Linked DNA regions of Homo sapiens: region 1 is linked to region 2. A link is a loop called in an ENCODE intact Hi-C map of the cell type or tissue named here. Cell type or tissue: PC-9. All regions are shown on one strand. Each heading gives the region's core, and the rest is flanking DNA. Links, peaks and the distances in the headings are about the cores only. Region 1 overlaps RAD51B (RAD51 paralog B). Region 2 overlaps RAD51B (RAD51 paralog B).

Region 1 (9,009 bases), core at 3,937-8,936, 270 kb after region 2:
CTTTCCTGTGCTGTTTTCATGATAGTAAATAAGTCTCACAAGATCTGATGGTTTTATAAAGGGGAGTTCCCCTACATAAGCTCTCTTGCCTGGTGCCGTGTAAGACGTAACTTTGCTCCTCCTTGCCTTCTGCCATGATTGTGCAGCTTCCCCAGCCATGTGGAACTGCAGGTCCATTAAACCCTCGGGTATGTCTTTATTAGCGCATGAGAACATACTAATACATCCTCCAACCCATTTTACAGGTGAGCAAACTGAGGGCCAGAGAGACTAAGTGACTTGCCAGTTTTACATAGCTAGTTTCAGTTCTGGGTAGAACCCAAATCTCCTGACTCCTAGGCCAGGACTCATTTATTTTACTGAGCTAGGTCTTTGATAATCATGCTTTGATACAGTCTTTGAGAATCCATTCTAGTTTTTCTTTACTTCGTTTCTTTTTTTCTTCCAGAAATGTTTATTATGCCCTACTAAATGATAGGCACTATGTTAGGTACAGAATGGAACTCTGATGGACTCTTCCAGGATTTTAAATTCAAAACTCAAGTGTTTCAGTTAGTGAAGGAGGCTTCTGGATCTTTCCAGGCATGTAGATGTCTTTAAAGATGCAATCAGGCCTCCTCGTCACAAGTGTGTGGCCAGAGATGGAGAAACAAAAGATTGACATAAGTATCCTCCAAGGTTTGGAGTCACTTCTGGCTTTGCCTAAGAAGGCAGTAGGGCACTCTTGCCTTTCTTCAAATAGTCTCTTCCCTTTCTCTCCCTCCAGGCCCCAGATATGGATGCTTAGCATGACTTAGGCGAAACTTTTCCAACTCCCACAACTGCACCCCTGTTCTCTCCTTGGGGTCCAAGGCCAGTTATTCAGTTTGAAGACTGCCTGGGTTTAAATCCTACTTTCCCACATACCAACTGTTGACCTTAGATTAGTTACTTAATGCATTCTGTGAAATGGCAGTAATACTGATATCCACCTCAGAGGGTTGTTATAAGAATTAAATAAAACAATTCCAGTAGAGCTGTGATTCTTACTAAAAAAGTAATAAGTGTTAGCACTCAATAAGTTTTAGCAATTTATATTAATATTTCCAATGTAGCGATAATACTGTCCTCCTCAGCAATGGTCCCTTCAGCCCAGTTTTGAGACCAAACCCCTCCCAGGTCTTTTTAAATTGTGCTTTTTTCTTCAGGGTCCGTCAACTGGGGTATATTTCTGTTTGGAGACAGTGTACAGACACTTACATATTCAGATTCTATAGTCTGACCATCCTAAGTTCAAATCCCTGCTCTAATGTATAATTGGAGGAAACCTTCCTGTAAGTATGATGGGCATGCCTACATAACGGCTTTGAAATACATGTGCTGGCCATTCATGAATTTAATTTTGTTCCTTTAGAACCATTTAACAGAGCATATTATTATGCCATTAATTATTATTAGTAGTAATAATAATGATAGTCATTATGTATTAAGGGCCTACTCTGTGTTAGCACTGTGCTAAATGTTTTGCATACATTATATCTAACTTTTACAATAACCCTCTAAAGTAAGTTGTTTCATCCCCCTTTTATACCTGAAAAAATTGAGACTAAGGAAGGTAAATAAATTGTCCAAGATTACAAGCTAGTAAGAGACAGAGCCAGAATTTAGTCTGAAAATCAGGTTTCTGTAGCTCCAAAGCCCAAAGCCCATGATCACTATAACTCCTTCCTTACCATCTGAGATGGTAAGGACAAGGCATCTTACCTCTAGGTTGGGAGCTAAAGATCATAATGGTTTCGGCCTTACTAGTATGATTAGCTTAGTGAAAATATGATTCACTTAGTGAAAATATTTATCAGCTTAATGAAATTTTATTAGCTTAATGAAACTTTCATTAGCTTAATGAAAAGATTTTCTCTTGCTGGCAAAATAATTCATGTACTGCTTAATCAATGTTGAATCATTATTCTTACTAGATTTATACAACCTATTTCATTGTCTCGCCTTTAACACAGTGTGAAAATTTGCTGAAAAACTGAGAGATGTCATTTTTAGAAACCAACATCTTTGATTTTTTTTTAAAAGAACTTAGTTCTATTCATCATTTTGGGTCCATACCTAAAACAGCTCTTGATGTGTAAGACATGCTTTATAAATTTGTGTTGAATGACATGAATGAATGAGAATTCAGTCTGGTTAAAAACAGCTTTATTTTAAAGCACTTGATACAGTGAAATGAGCTGTGGACACACGTCAAATAATCTATTCTCTAGATTTAGCCTGGCATTGACCCGCTGTGTGACTTACGTCAAGCCACTATTTCTTGACTGGCCCTCACATGCAATTTATCCTTTGCAAAATGATGGGATTTAATCTAAATGATTGCTAAGGTTCCTTCCAGGTCTCAGCTTTTGCAGCTTCCTATAGACTGTGAACATGGGAATACAGTCTGATTTTCTCAGTGACTCATCTGGGACCCTAGAAACTGGCAGATTGGGAAAGAAAACTAATATTCTCTAAAACTGAATTTCTTAACTTACAGATTATAAAACTCTACTTTTTACCATGTCTAAAAATTCAGTATTCGTGGAACAGCTGATATTATCTTTTGCTGATGGGCAAAATTAACAGGCACCTTTGAGACCTAGCTTCATATCTATGAAAATTCATTAAGTTGAAAGTTCATTTGTAAACAAGCTTCTCTAGACAGCTGAGAAGTGATTGTTCTATCTTGCATTGTATATATTTTAATCTTTTGTATTGACCTGTAGTCATCTCACTGGTCAAGCTAACATGTTTTTGATAGCCAAGAGTTGGAAAACCTGGTCACTATTGGCCTAATTGTACTCTTGGACCACCCATGGAACTCTTGGCAATTAGATTTTCTTATAAAACTCTTTCCTAGAGGGCCCTTTGTGGATAAGATGAGCCTCACATTGCATTTTAGAATAGTACGTGCTAAGAAGCAGTGCAAGTAAAAGTGTGACATTATAGAAGATGCCTCTGGCTTACTCATCTTCATTATGACAGGAATTTGCCATTGTCAATGTCTTATATGTTGTAGAATGAGAAAGAAATGACTCTTTGGAGTAGATATCTGCAATAAAATCTGGATTGATCTACTTACAGTCAGTTTCAGAGTAGGCAGTCTCCAGGGCACTGGGAGTAACTAGACTCTGGTCTCCAGGCCTAGGTTCAGCTACATTCCCTACAAGGCCTTTGGCGTGTACCTGTTCAGTTGGTCAGTCACCCTGTTTCCAAACAAAGGACATGGCCCTGAAAACTATACACAACAGGGCAAGATCCTGGCTCTAGTTTGGGATTCGTCATGTCTTTTTAGTTAGGCAAGCCTTCAATTTAGGGGACAGGATCAGAGCTGTGTCATAGATCTCTTATATCTTTGTGCCCTATCTTGCCCTCAAGACTGCCTCATCTCTTTGATTAGTTCCTGATGCTGTCATGGGCTAGGCCACCTTCCTCATTTCCTACTAAAATTTTCACTTTAACTAGGTTGAAGCAACTCATATCATTTCTAGCATGTCACTGAATTCTATCCCTGCTCTTCAGAATCAGTTACACTTTTTCAACTAGGTATCCAGCACTGAGAAGGCACAGAGGAGACCAGGCCTGTAGCCAGTTGAGAGGTTACAAAAAGCATCAAATTGTAGGACAGTCTTATACAGGTGACTTTCTCATTCAGTGTAATGTGGATTATATAAGTTGAGGCTTTTTGATTGCAAGCAATATAAATTACTTTGGCTAACTGAAAGGAAAAAAGAGTAATTTTTGAAGGTATAGAGAGTGTGTCATAGAATTGAAGGAAAAGTAGAACAGATTTTCAGAGTAGGACATCTGTGGGAGTAGAGGAAACAGAAACTAATGGTCACGTCAAGGCACCACCACTGGAATGAGTTCACTCCAGACATTTTCTGTTAAACATCTTTATTGTTTGACTAGTCATTCAGATTCCCAGCAGAGAATCTGACTGGCTTTGATTATAAGCCTACCTCTTAGCCAGGGAAGGCCCTGTACCTTAGATGACAGTCCTACCAGCACTGCCCATAATAAAGGTCAGGGGTGGTTACCCAAAGCCAAGCACTTTTGGTGTTCCTACCAAAAAAAGGACATTCAAAGGCAACAGATGTCTACTACAAAATCTGTTCTATGGGATCTACAGTGAGGGAATAGATTCAGCCTTACAGCTAAAGAAACGGATTGCTATGCAGAGATTTCTGCTTCTTAGGAGTTGCCAAAAAGACCCTTATCCGGCTTAGGAGTTCTTGGCTGTGATTTTAGTGTTCTTTTGTTTCCCAAGTATTTTTAAAATGTAAATCAGTAACTAGCAAGAGGCATCTTTGGTCATTGTAGTTGCTTGGAGTAGAATAAATTTAAAAAATTCTTTGATGTGAGAAAAATTACTATCATCATTATCACACATGGAAGGTCAACATTAGGGCCAGTCATTGGAGTTAAACTGTCAGAAGAACATCCCAGTTACTTTCTCACTTTTGAGTTGTGTAGACTGACAGGATTTGAGTCTTTGAGGGCTTTGACTAGGGTAACTGACCTCAAAACAAATAGCTAGAGGGATATTTCTACTTCTATCCGCTGAGGGATTTGTAGCAAGAAGCCATATTGTGGATGGTATATTTTAATAACAAAGGGGATTTTAAAAGGAGGATGACACATTGATTTGGAATGTTTTCTCAACTGTATTTACTTATTCTTAAATATTTTCCTTCATGCTTTCTTTCTCAAGTGGATGACCAGCTGGTTGCCACCTTTTTCTTCTCTCTTTGCCTCTGTTCCTAATTTCTTTCTTATCCTTAACCACTCCACTTTCCTTCCTCCAATCTTGTTTTCTCTCTAAATCTTTCCTCCAACCTTATTGAATCTCTCCCCTTCTTTTTGTTATCTGGTCATTTGATCTATAATTTCGATTCCTTTTCCTGAAATTCCCTCCTTTTTCCTTTTCCCCTAAACCATCATTCTAGTCCTCCCCACACCCAAGCTTCTTATCTCTTTGCTGTTAATCTCCAATGTGTTTATTGACTTGTGTGCCAAAAGGCAAAATCCCCAGCCCCCTCCCAACCATGCCAGTGCATTGAAAAGCAGCAGCTGTCATTGCTCAACAAGTTCCTTGTGATCTACAAATCAATGGATAAGAATTCTCACAGTGAAGGTTTACATGTATATATTTGTATGTATATATGAGACATGTGACCATGTTTAATGAATGGAGAAGGACTTGGATCTTTTCTAGTAGAGAAGAGAAGCAGAAAGCTTTGCCTAACCCTATTTCTTTACTAAGGTAATGAAAAAATTATACAGGGAAAATAAATGATGTTAATGAGAGAAACAGGGACAGGAGACCAATAAACAATCATCAGGCATGAGAATATCTTGCTGAACTTATTATTGATAGTAGACACAGGAATGTAATATAAATGCAGTGATGGAACAGAAAGCAGACTCAGGAAAGAAAGAGATGATAATAAATAGTAATAAAATCCAAGTGATTCATATGCTCAAGTGAAAGAAAGAAGAAAGAGGGCAGTGTACACAAAGTAAAAGGGCAAGAAAATGGAAGTAGAGTCATCACTCGTAGAGATAAATAGTTGGGAAATATGAGAAGCCTTCCTGACATCAGTAAAATATTACATGTTAAACAGCAAACAAAAGACAACAACAGTGTCTGTAGTACTTTTGGAATATAAAAGTTAGATAATACTAGAGTAGTATCTTCAAAATAAGCAACTTCAGAAATCAAGTCCCCAGTAAAGGGAATTGGAAGAATTTGAATAGATGAAATAAGGAGCAGTGGCAAGTGATACAAACCTTAAGCAGGAAAAGTGATTTTAAATGGTACTGGCAGGTTAACAACTGGCAAAAAGAAAAAAAAAGAAAAGAAAAGCAAGATGGTGCTATATCCCCCAGGTGCTGGGAAACCAACCTGGCCTAAAAAAGGAGCAGACCCACCTAACTTTTTGCCAAGCACTGTGCTAGGTGCATTGCATACACTTTTAATTTAAGCCTCGCTGTACATAAAAGTGAAGCCAAGGTCTGAGAATGATATCCATTGGGAGGAAAAAACAGGAAAATTTTCTGAGCCAGTTCCAAAGTCATAAGGCTCAGGGGGAATAACTTTGACTTTGTCAAGTCAGAGTGAACAGCCAGAGTCAGCAGACATAGGATATTGTCAGAGGTAAATCACCAGCTTGGTCTGGTCTGTCTTATTGCAAGGTCAGAGGACCATAGCAAGCCAGCCAAATGTTTTCAACCATGGAAATCCCCTAACTTTCCAACTGCTGCAGTCCCACAGCTCTGAGCTTTTACTCACAGGATGGCTCCCTTCCAGCTTTCAAATCTCTCCAAGTTGATTAATCATTTTCTTGTTCTGACTCATTCAGGCCTCTAGAAAAATAGCTGTAGGTACTGGAAGGGCTATGTAGATCAAGGAGGTCAGATAAATTGGCTTGATGTTGGTCTATAGAAAAATCTAGAAGATATTGCCAAAAGCTTTTAAGCATACCGTCTTCAGATGCTGGGATGTGGGCTATATCCACAGGCCATTGGCTCATTCATGTGTTTGAAGCAGAATATTTTTGTGTGCATTAGGAGACTTGGGTATGTTCATTTCTTAATGTAATGTTAGATATTGTAAGCTGGTTGTTTAGACAGTAGAATTTCATTGTGACCACTTATTTTTATATCTATTTAGATGGAGTACAGGCCAGATTATAACCCCCTAACAAGAACAGCAACAGTAAACACACAGATAGTGCTTATTATTAGTTAAGCATGGTACTAATATTTTCCCTAAGAGGCCACATTCACAGGACTGAAATGTCAGTTCTGGTTGTCTGAGCCAAGGGCATATATGCTGATTACATTATTTTGTCTGGCTAATACACTTTATCATGAAGCTTATTTTAGAAGAAATGTTCATTTTTAGATTTCTGTTTGTATATTTAGGTCATACTATAAGGTCCATTCTCTTGCTTTTATAATAATTTAGTCTTCTGCTTTATTCATTCAATTCATGAACATTCATTAAGTACCTGAGTATGCTAGTCATTGGAGATGCAGTTGTAACTAAGGCATCACCCCAGACCTGAAGTTTTATGTTGTGTTTTGTGCTTAGTGATTGGCATAAGTAAAATACTTGAGGAAACACAGAAGCAGCAGCAAATATTTCTGCAAAGGAGAAGAGAAAATATTTGAGTTGAAGCTTCAAGAATATATCAACATTTTCCAGTTTGACAAGGGTGGGAGGAGCCCCATCAATACAGGGAACAGCATGTGGAAATGCAAAGAGGTGTGAAAGAGCATAGTATATTCAGGGTGAAAAAATACATTTTTTATGAATTGTAGTAGAAAATGAGCCGAAATAGGTTAAGTTGAGGTAAGATTGTGATGGGTCTTACAGCATACTAAGGCATTATCCTGTAAGTAATAGAAGGGCTTATGGAGGTTTTAAAGAAAGAGAGTAACTTCATTTGATTTCTTTTTTCAGGAAGAGAATTCTGATGATAGTGTAGGGTGGAAAAAAGGGGTAACAAAGGAACCAGTGGGAAAGCTGCTGTATAGTCTGGAAGTGGTAGCAGTAAGAGGAGAGGTGAAGGGACAGATTTGAGATGCATATCAGAAGTCAAATGAGCAGACTACTGTGACTGGTTGGATACAGGGGTGGGTGTTTGAGTGGGACCTCCAGTTAGGAACTCAGATGTCTGGATGGGTCATGCTGCCTTCAACAAGAAATTCAGAGGAAAAGCAGCCTTGGGGAATGATGAGGTCATTTTGTAACATGTTGAGTTTAAATTAAGGCACTAATGAGAAGAGACATTCAGGTGGAGAAGTCCAATGGACGACAATAGTATGGGTCAAGAAAGAAAGCTGAGAAGTATCTGAATTACAATTATGCATCACTTAATGATAGGAATGTGTTCTGAGAAATGAGTTATTAGGTGATTTCAACATTATGCAAACATCATCGAGTGCACTTACAAAAACCTAGATGGTATAGCCTGCTATACACCTTGGCTGGATGGTACAGCCTGTTATTCCTGGGCAGCAAACCTGTAGAGCATGTTATTGTACTGAATACTATAGGCAATTGGAACACAATGGCAAGTGTTTGTGTATCTAAACATAGAAATTAAACAGTAAATATATGGTATAAGAGATCAAAAATGGTATATCTATGAGGGTACTTACCATGAATGGAGCTTGCAGGACTGAAAGCTGTTCTGGGTGAGTCAGTGAGTGCACGGTAAGTAAATGTAAAGGCTTAGGATATTACTGTACACTACTGTAGATTTTATAAACACTACACTTAGGCTACACTAAATTTATTTTACAAATTTTCAACAATAAATTAAGTGTAATTACTGTAACTGTTTGACTTTATAAACTTTTAATTATTTTTAACTTTTTGACTCTTTTGTAGTAAAACTTAAATCAAGCACAAGAGAAAATGATATACAATCAAGAGGTAAACAGGAGATATATGAGGCTGCTGCTGCTGTTACATATAATATTGTTTTACAGTAAAATATTTTTAATATGTAGAAAGAGTACACTGTAAAATAATGATAAAAGTATAGCAGAGTAAAAACAAACCACTAACATAGTCATTTATTATCATTATCAAGTATTATGTGCCGTACATTATTGTATGTGCTGTGCTTTTATATGACTAACAATACAGTAGGTTTGTTTACACCAGCATCACCACAACCACGTGAGTAATATCTTGCACTATATCATTAGGACAGCTACAGTGTCACTACATGATAGGAATTTTTCAGCTCCATTATATTGTTGACCACGTAGCACATAACTGTACTTGAAGCCAAGACAGCCAATTAGATCAAGCAGAAGAGGAGGGGGCCAAGGACAGTAGTGTATTCTGTTTTGCTTTTTTTCCTCTTAAGAGCTGAGATCTTCGGCCGGGCGCGGTGGCTCACGCCTGTAATCCCAGCACTTTGGGAGGCCGAGGCGGGCGGATCACGAGGTCAGGAGATCGAG
Region 2 (9,195 bases), core at 1,500-6,499:
GTTCTAGGACCCTGTCCCAAGATTTTAGGAATTTGATAGCATCAACATGAGTTTAGATATAGCAGTTTACCCACAGTGTATCTAGGATAAAATAAATTTAAGATAAATATATTTGCAAGAACACTGGATAGAACTTAGATATATTAATTAACAATTTGCCACACTCAGAGGAACTGCCTTTTTTCTTTCTTTTTCTTTTTTTAGAGACAGGGTCTAGCTCTCTTGCTCAGGCTAGTGTGCAGTCTTGCAGTCATAGCTCACTGCAGCCTCAAATTACTGGGCTCAAGCAATCCTCCAACCTCTGCCTCCCAAGTAGCTGGAACAACAGGCACCTGCCTTTATGCCTGGCTAATTTTTTAATTTTTTGTAGAGACAGGGTCTGACTTTGTGGCCCAGGCTGGTCTGGAACTCTTGGCCTCAAGCAATCCTCCCTTCTTGGTTCCCCCAAAATGTTGGGATTACAGGCATGAGCCACTGTGCCTGGCTACAGAATTTCCTAAGTTATTATTTGTTCGTTTGTTCATTCATTCATTCATTTATTCAAGACAGGGCCTCATTCTGTTGTTCAGGCTGAGTGCAGTGGCATGATCATGGCTTACTGCAGCCTCGACTTCCTGGGCTCAAGTGATTCTCCCACCTCAACCTCCCGAGTAGCTGGGGCCACAGGTGTGCGCCACCACACCTGGCTAATTTTTTTATTTTTATAGAGGCAGAGTCTCGCTATGTTGCCCAGGCTGGTCTCAAACTTCTGGGCTCAAGCAATTCTCCTACCTCTGCTTCCCAAACTGTTGGGATTACAGACACAAGCGACCATGCCCAGTTGGAATTTCCTTTTTTCGATACAGTTTTGATGAAGAAATTTTCTGAGGGCTATACTTGCTAAAGCTTGAAACAGAAGAACAAAATTGGTCACTAAGAAAGTAGGAGAGGTTTTCATTCATATCCACTGTGTATCTGTGTCTCAGACAAAGATATGCTGGCTATCAGAATGCTGACATTGCTTACTTTCCTATTTTTCAAAGACTGAACACCATACACATAGCTTGAGGAAGGATATTATTCTTGTATACATTTTGACATAAAGATGTTTAGTCCTTGGCTGGATATTTCAGTTCTCTGAAAATGTGTAGCTATCCTGTGAGAAGCAAACATCTTGGAAACAGTATAGTATAGTTGAAGGAAACGGTCCTACCGTTTCCTTGCTTAGACAAATCATTTCATCTCTTCTTTTCTCAGTATTTTTTTTTCTGGAAATCTACTCTTTTTCTAGAAATATGTATACAACATTTAAATTTGCATGTGTCTGTCAACATCAGTGTGTAAACATATTATGTTCACTATGAAAACATTTAGGAAATTCAGATAGGCAAAAAGGAAAAGAGATCGCTGACTACAGCAGAAAACTATAACATTCTGATAAAGTTAGATAAAAGCCTTTTGGGCTTTTATAGTACATGTATATGCACACATACACATAGACTCACACACATACATGTACCTACAAATAACATCTTAAAATGAGTTCATATTGTTAAAAAGTGAGTTTATATAGCTAAGGAAGCACATCTGAGGACAAGAACACCTCTATTGCAAAACTAACAGATGATATAGAACTAGTATGGAATACAATAGAGGTGACTAAAAATTTAATGGTTTGGAGTGAAAGCGTGGAATAATCACGGTAAACACAGGAGTAAGACACAAAGATGAAAGCAATTTGGTTAACAATGATCTGATATGAAGTTGAAAGGATTACTGGTGTCTTTGAGGAAGTGGACCCAACAAATCAAACTAAAAAAGTATTTGGAGAAGTGATATAGCAAAACTTCACTGAAATGAGGAACTGAACCTGCAGATCAAAAGATACATTGAATCCTGAAAATTGGTAGAGAAGGTTCAACATCATGTCATATCCTGATTGTTGCCAAACAAGAGAAAGGTTTCTTCAGTCATGTAAGCAAAAGCAAAAGTTATCTATAAGGAAGAAAAGCAAAAGTTATCTACAAGGAAGAAGTTTAGACTGGCCTCAGACTTCACAACAATGTGCAATACTACAGGAGCTATGTCAACACAGTTCTGATAAAAGAAATTACGGCCCAAGAACAGTGTACCCAGCCAAGTTGTTGTTGAGGTATAAAGGCCACAGGCGTATCCTCTCAAATGTGAAAGAACCCAGAGAATATAGTATCTGTGAGACCTTTCTGAAAAAGAACTAATTGTTGAAATTTAGCCAACCAAGAGAGGAATCAAACCAAAAAAGTGTTGTGATATTAAATACCTTCATATATATATGTAAGATTTAGATACTGTAGAAAGTGTGGCAGTACAACAGACTGTAAACACTCTACATCATGGCAAAGTAAAACAAATATATACAATAAAAATTGGAAGGTAGGTAGAAGGGAAATGGGAATGAGAGATTATTAATCTTATTCATAGCAACAATTCAATCAGAACTGTCTCAAATGTAAAGTAGTTTAAAAGTAATGTTAATCTATTCTTTGTGGTTTTGATCATTTTTCTTAAAGTTAGAGGGACTTTTTCACAATTAATGTTTCTTGAGTGAAGAAACATTTGTCTAAGATTTAAAATTTCTTCAGTTTCATTTCGGCTTCTGTTAATTGCAGGTAAAATTAGAATTGATATTTTTTATTTTTAACTGTGAATATAATCTCATCCCAGAAAGAATACATTTATTTCTGTCCATCCATTATCTATGTGTATATGTGTATCCATGTGTATAGAATTGATATTTTTTATTTTTAACTGTGACTATAATCTCATCCCAGAAAGAATACATTTATTTCTGTGCATTCATTATCTATGTGTATATTCCAGTTGTCTGGAATAATGTCACTAATTGCTAATCTAATACCTAATATTTCTCAATGGTGAGATTTTGGATGATTTAATGCATCTTTTCTGTGTATTTTTTGTAGTATTTGAATTTATATAATGAGAATATTTTAAAGAAAGTGATACAATGAATTTATTGCTCTGAAAAATGAATAAATACTTACGCAGTTTTATAGCCTCATTTCTTTTTTAACTTATCTTGACCCCTTTTCTCTTACCATCATTTTAAATAGTTGCACAGTATTTTATGGATGTGTTAATATATTTCTTCTTTCATTCCTGATCTCAGTTTCTTCATCTGTAATGACAGAGCTGAACTAGATTAGCCGGTTGCAATCTTTCTCTTTAAACTATGAAATCCTTCCAAGAAATAAACAGTTTATAACTCTTGGCTTAGGCATTTCCCATAGAATGTAGTTTCAAAGCTGTACAGATTAGATAATTTCTGAGGCTTATTTCATTTTACCACCAAAAATTAGGGTTTTTCTTTTTTTTAGGATTTTTTTGAGTGACTTTTTCATGTGTTTAAAAAAAATCGGTAACAGACATAATCTTATGAATCAGAATTTTAAAGTGAAAGGGACTTTGAAAACCATCTAGTATATTTGCCTAACTTTTATACATAGGGAAACCAAATTTAAGTTTTTAAACTAACGTCATACAGCCAACTGAAATGAATGAGACTTGAGTGCACATCTCCTGACTTTCTATGCTGTTCTTTTCCCTACAGTACACATAAATATATATACATATATATTTATACAATGATGGGCAAACAAGATGACAATTTTATTGTACTCATGTCACATTTAAACCATCATGTAAATGTCAGGAAATATGCTTAATTTATAGTGTATTTATTTTCTTGTTCATGAAAAGAGATCAGTACTGCAGCCATTATTGAACTCCTAGAGTTAGAAAGGAAAGTGAGTGGGATTCTGGCGAGAAAGAAAGCATTTACTTGTCAAAGATTTGGAATTTACTGTGGTTACCAAAATTAAAATAAAACTAAAACTTGACTTGGCAGAAGATTAAAAACAAAGCAGCTCCAAAGTGTGTGCACATCATGGAGAAGATGCCATTATTCCTTCAGGCAGCCAAAGGGGAAGGGAATATTGTTTCTTTGCGTTGCTGGAGCTGATTTATTTAGTTATGATTTCAACATGCCTACAGGGCACACCCCAGAAAACATTACACAACAACATTAACCAGAACAAATGGTGCTTTCTTTTTCTGTATCTCCTCCTAAGGTTTTTTAACAGCAGTGAGGTTTTTTCTTTTTCTTTTTTTTTCCCCCATATTGTTAAAATGGCTCTGATTATGTTTGACTATTGGGTGTGGCAGGTTTTAGAATGTTAAGTGGTAGTACAGGTTCCTGAACAAGAAAGAGAATTAGAGTTGATGTGACTTGATTATTGGAATGTGTAGAATGTAAAGTTGTGAGACATACGACGGTCTACCGCAGGTTGCTCTTAGTAATGGACCTTCTTGTTAAAAGCCCTGTTATTATTGGGAATTTATTTTGGAAACTACTAAAGAAGAAATTTGACAGAAAAGTAAAACAAACCACCTTGTCTCATATTTCCTTTCTACACAGGCACTTTGAAGAGATATCTTAAATATTGTCAAGTCTCAATTATCCTGGCACACGTTAGCATTATCACCATTCTCACAAACTTGAATTAAATGCACATGGTATTGCAGCAGGTGCAGCACAGAGAAAATTGGCAAACAAGATCCTTATCCTTTTGGAGCTCAGTAAGGGTTGCTATCCTAGTAAGTAGTTCAACCAATCCCAAACTAATTTTTCCGGATACTCTCCAAACACCCTCCCTCCCTTCCTATATCCTCTGTCTTCATTAGTGGCCTCTCCATCCTCTCAGCTGGAAACCTCACATTCATCTTGAGTCTTTATGTTCCCTTGGTCTTCACAACCAATCTGTCAACAAGTCCTGTTTCTTCTATCACTAAAATTGCTTTTTGACTTTGTTTGTACTCTTCCCTCCATTCTCCTAGCCATTGCCCTGTTTAGGCCCTTTTCATCTTCCATTTCAGTTCTTGGAGAGCTGCTTATCTACTTTTAACCTTTCCATTTTCTAATCCATCCTCCATACTCTTGTCAAATCTCTTTCTTTAAAGACAGTTCTAATCATATCACTCTCTGGTTTAAAAACCTTTGATGGGTCCCCATTAACACATAAGGGATAAAGTCTAAACTCCTTAGCTTGTCATGCCAGGGTTTCAGAGTCTGGCTCTGATCTACTTATTCTCATCTCATTACCTGCCATAATTTCCCCCTTACCGTATTTCCCATTGCCAGACGCACACACACATGTACATTTACTCCATTCCCACAAGCTTCCTCATAATTCCCTGAGCTTGCTATGTAATTGTGCTTTTGATCATGCCTTTCCTTGCCCCATATACACAGAACACTCTTCCCTGACAAACTCTTGCTTGTATAGAGGAACTGAGGAAGCCAAGATTTTACAAAGAGTACTCTTGACAAAAGAAATAAACCACGTGCATAGACCAAGCAGTAGGGCCACCGTTAGAGCAGAGTTCAGACTAGTGGCTGCCGACTAGTTTCTCTTGGGCAAACCAGGAAGAAGGACTCAATCCCAGAAGGTACTGGCATTATAGCAGTGATTAAATTGGTTTGCAATAGTATTAAATGAATGCCTCCTTCCTATTTATACAGCCAAGAGTTAGCATTTACTTTTATAGCTAAAGGATAGAGGGAAATAGCTACAGTAGGTTTCTGGCATAGTAGTTAATTTCAAGAATTAAAAGAAAACTCATTACCCTTATCTACCTACTACTCCTACCTTATCTCATGTTCCAAAGGTGTAAAGAATGATTAGGAACTCACAGGACCACGAGCCTTCACACTCACATTGGTGCTTTTTAAAAATCACCAGGATAGAGCCAGAGATGATGGGTTTAAGGGGTAAATTGAAAGAGGGAAATAGCAGCTCTTTACCTCAAGTTACTGAGGAAGCAGAGGCCTTTTTCATGCTCTGCCTAGTCATGCTTCTCCCTAACCATTGCATCTTTCTGCTCAACCTTTGTCCTTTTTATCCACATATGATTCTTTTAAAAAATTAGTTCTTACTATATAAGTATTGTATTAACATAGTATCTTCAAAACATGTGGAATGTTTGTAAAGGCTTCTCTGACATTCTCTCACCACCATCATCCCCAATCCCAGCTGCCTACCCACCAATGCCAGAAAATGACAACTATTTTCAGTTTGGTTTTCTGTTGCTTCAGACCTTTCTCTATGCATTGACTTAGAGATACATGTTGTGGATAGACAAATAGGCTTATGAAATATAGTATTGCTGTGTGTGTTTGTATGTGTACGTGTGTGCTTGCTTTCCTCACAGAATCAGTATCATACTTACTCTGCCTCTCAGTTTGCAAACTTGCTTTTTTGACTCTGCCCGTAGATCTTGGATATCTTTCCTATTAGTATGTAGAGATAATTTATCACAGTTTTTTCAACTTCTTACATACAGTATTATATTTAGGTCTAGCTTAACCCTTTCCTCTTCTCATAGCAATCTGATATGGACAATTAGAAGAGAAAAAAATTTTAGTAACTGTGTTAGTTTGTTTTCATGCAGCTGATAAAGACATACCCGAGACTGGGAAGAAAAAGAGGTTTAATTGGACTTACAGTTCCACTTGGCTGGGGAGGCCTCAGAATCATGGTGGGAGGCGAAAGGCACTTCTTCCATGGCGCCAGCAAGAGGAAAAATGAGGAGGTTGCAAAAGTGGAAACCCCTGATAAAACCATCAGATCTTGTGAGACTTATTCACTACCACGAAAACAGTGTGGGGAATACTGCCCCCATGATTCAAACTATCTTCCACCAGGTCCCTCCCACAACACAGGGGAATTATGGGAGTACAGTTCAAGATGAGATTTGGGTGGGGACAGAGAGCCAAACCTCATTCAGCCTCTGGCCCCCTCAAATCTCATGTCCTCACATTTCAAAACCAATCATGCCTTCCTTATAGTCCCACAAAGTCTTAACTCATTTCAGCATTAACTCAAAAGTCCACAGTCCAAAGTGTCATCTGAGACAAGGCAAGTCCCTTTCGTCTGTGAGACTGCAAAATCAAAAGCAAGCTAGTTGTTTCCTAGACACAATAAGGGTACAGGCATTGGGTAAATACAGCCATTTCAGATGGGAGAAATTGGCTAAAACAAAGGGGCTACAGGGCCCATGCAAGTACAAAATCCAGTGGGGCAAATTCTAAAGCTCCAAAAAGATCTCCTTTGACTCAGTGTCTCACATCCAAGTCATGCTGATGTAAGAGGTAGGTTCCCACAGTCTTGGGCAGCTCTGCACCTGTGGCTTTGCAGGGTATAGCTCCCCTCCTGGCTGCTTTCACAGGCTGGTGTTGAGTGTCTGTGGCTTTTCAAGGTGGAAGGTGCAAGCTGTCGGTGGATCTACCATTCTAGGGTCTGGAGGATGGTGGCCCTCTTCTCATAGCTCCACTAGGCAGTGTCCCAGAAGGGACTCTGTGTGGGGGCTCCAAACCCATATTTCCCTTCCACACTGCCCTAGCAGAGATTCTCCGTGAGGGCCCTGCTCCTGCAGCAAACTTTTGCCTGGGCATCCAGGTGTTTCCATACTTCTTCTGAAATCTAGGTGGAGGTTCCCAAACCTCAATTCTTGACTTCTGTGCACCTGCAGGCTCAACACCACATCGAAGCTACCAAGGTTTGGAGCTTGTACTCTCTGAAACTATGCGCTGAGCTGTACCTTGACCCCTTTTAGCAATGGCTGGAGTGGCTGGGATGCAGGGCACCAAGTCCCTAGGCTGCACTTAGCATGGGGCCCTGGGCCCAGCCCATGAAACCATTTTTTCCTCCTAGGCTTCTGGGTCTGTGATGAGAGGGGCTGCCATGAAGACCTATGACATGCTCTGGAGAGATTTTCCCCATTGTCTTGGGGATTAGCATTCAGCTCCTTCTTGTGCAAATTTCTGCAGCCAGCTTGAACTTCTCCTCAAAAAATGGGTTTTTCTTTTCTACTGCATCATCAGGCTGCAAGTTTTCTAAGTTTTATGCTCTGTTTCCTTTTAAAAATGGAATGCTTTTAACAGCACCCAAGTCACCTTTTGAATGCTTTGCTGCTTAGAAATTTCTTCTACCAGATACCCTCAATCATCTCTCTCAAGTTCAAAGTTCCACAAATCTCAAGGGCAGGGACAAAATGCTGCCATTCTCTTTGCTAAAACATAACAAGAGTTACCTTTGCTTCAGTTCCAACAGGTCCCTCATCTCCATTTGAGACCACCTCAGCCTGGACTTTATTGTCCATATCACTATCAGCATTTTTGTCAAAGCCATTCAACAAGTCTCTAGGAGGTTCCAAACCATCCCACATTTTCTTTTCTTCTTCTGAGCCCTTCAAACTGTTCCAACCTCTGCCTGATACTGACTTCCAAAGTTGCTTCCACATTTTCAGGTATCTTTAAAGCAACGCCCTACTCCAATGGTACCAATTTACTGTATTAGTCTGTTTTCATGCAGCTGATAAAGACATACCTGAGACTGGGAAGAAAAAGAGGTTTAATTGGACTTACAGTTCCACTTGACTGGGGAGGCCTGAGAATCATGGTGGGAGGTGAAAGGCACTTCTTACAAGGTGGTGGCAAGAGAAAAAAATGAGAGGATGCAAAAGTGGAAGCCCCTGATAAAACCATCAGATCTCATGAGACTTATTCACTATCACGAGAACAGTATGGGGGAAACTGCCCCCATGATTCAAACCATCTCCCACTGGGTCTCTCCCACAACGTGTAGGAATTATGGGAGTACAATTCAAGATGAGATTTGGGTGGGGACACAGAACCAAACCATATCAGTAAGCAAGTACTGGTTCTGATTAAATGCAAAAAATGTTGCAATTGTTGGTTTCAGGAGGAGTGTTATCCTTAAAAATTAGACTGTCTTAGAAACACTTGTTGGACCCAGTTCAAAGGACTTCACTAGCATTAACACTCTCTCTCCTTTCTTTCTCCTTAACCCACTTCTACCCAATTACTGACATTGATGGGAGTTAAATGTAACCAGGACTCTTTGTTTATATATACATCTGGTTTTCCCTGTTCCGTATGCCTAAATCCTCCCTCCATTGCTTCTGTTTAGCATTTAATGTAAATTTCCAAATTAATTCAAGAAGAAAATTTGAAATATATAAGATGAGGGCATTAGGTGATCTCTGAGGGCTTTTACAGCTCTAGGATTCTATTAGGTTATTAATAATTTATTTCCAGAGGATACATTCTGATAAACTAAGAAGTTTTCTGTGCTTGAT

What was found. Hi-C counts contacts between places; a loop is a spot of excess contacts. Peaks named below come from ENCODE experiments on the same cell type or tissue, not always from the same donor. Only the 100,000 strongest peaks of a DNase experiment are listed, where the experiment ranks them.
Region 1: a loop joins it to region 2, with 4 times the contacts of the local background. A loop is called at or near these places in 8 of 110 quality-filtered maps.

Annotation. Positions count from the first base shown.
Region 1 is chr14:68,226,495-68,235,503 of GRCh38, forward strand. All of the region lies in intron 7 of RAD51B (RAD51 paralog B), which reads left to right. Among named protein-coding and RNA genes, the nearest start is that of RAD51B, 410 kb to the left of the region's middle. RefSeq lists enhancers at 5,653-6,852, 6,119-6,488. In PC-9, for the core only: no CTCF peak of the experiment used is centred there; DNase peaks (open chromatin) are centred at 4,667, 6,337 and 7,997; H3K27ac peaks cover 3,821 bases.
Region 2 is chr14:67,960,484-67,969,678 of GRCh38, forward strand. All of the region lies in intron 7 of RAD51B (RAD51 paralog B), which reads left to right. Among named protein-coding and RNA genes, the nearest start is that of RAD51B, 150 kb to the left of the region's middle. In PC-9, for the core only: no CTCF peak of the experiment used is centred there; a DNase peak (open chromatin) is centred at 4,108; H3K4me3 peaks cover 1,423 bases; H3K27ac peaks cover 3,442 bases.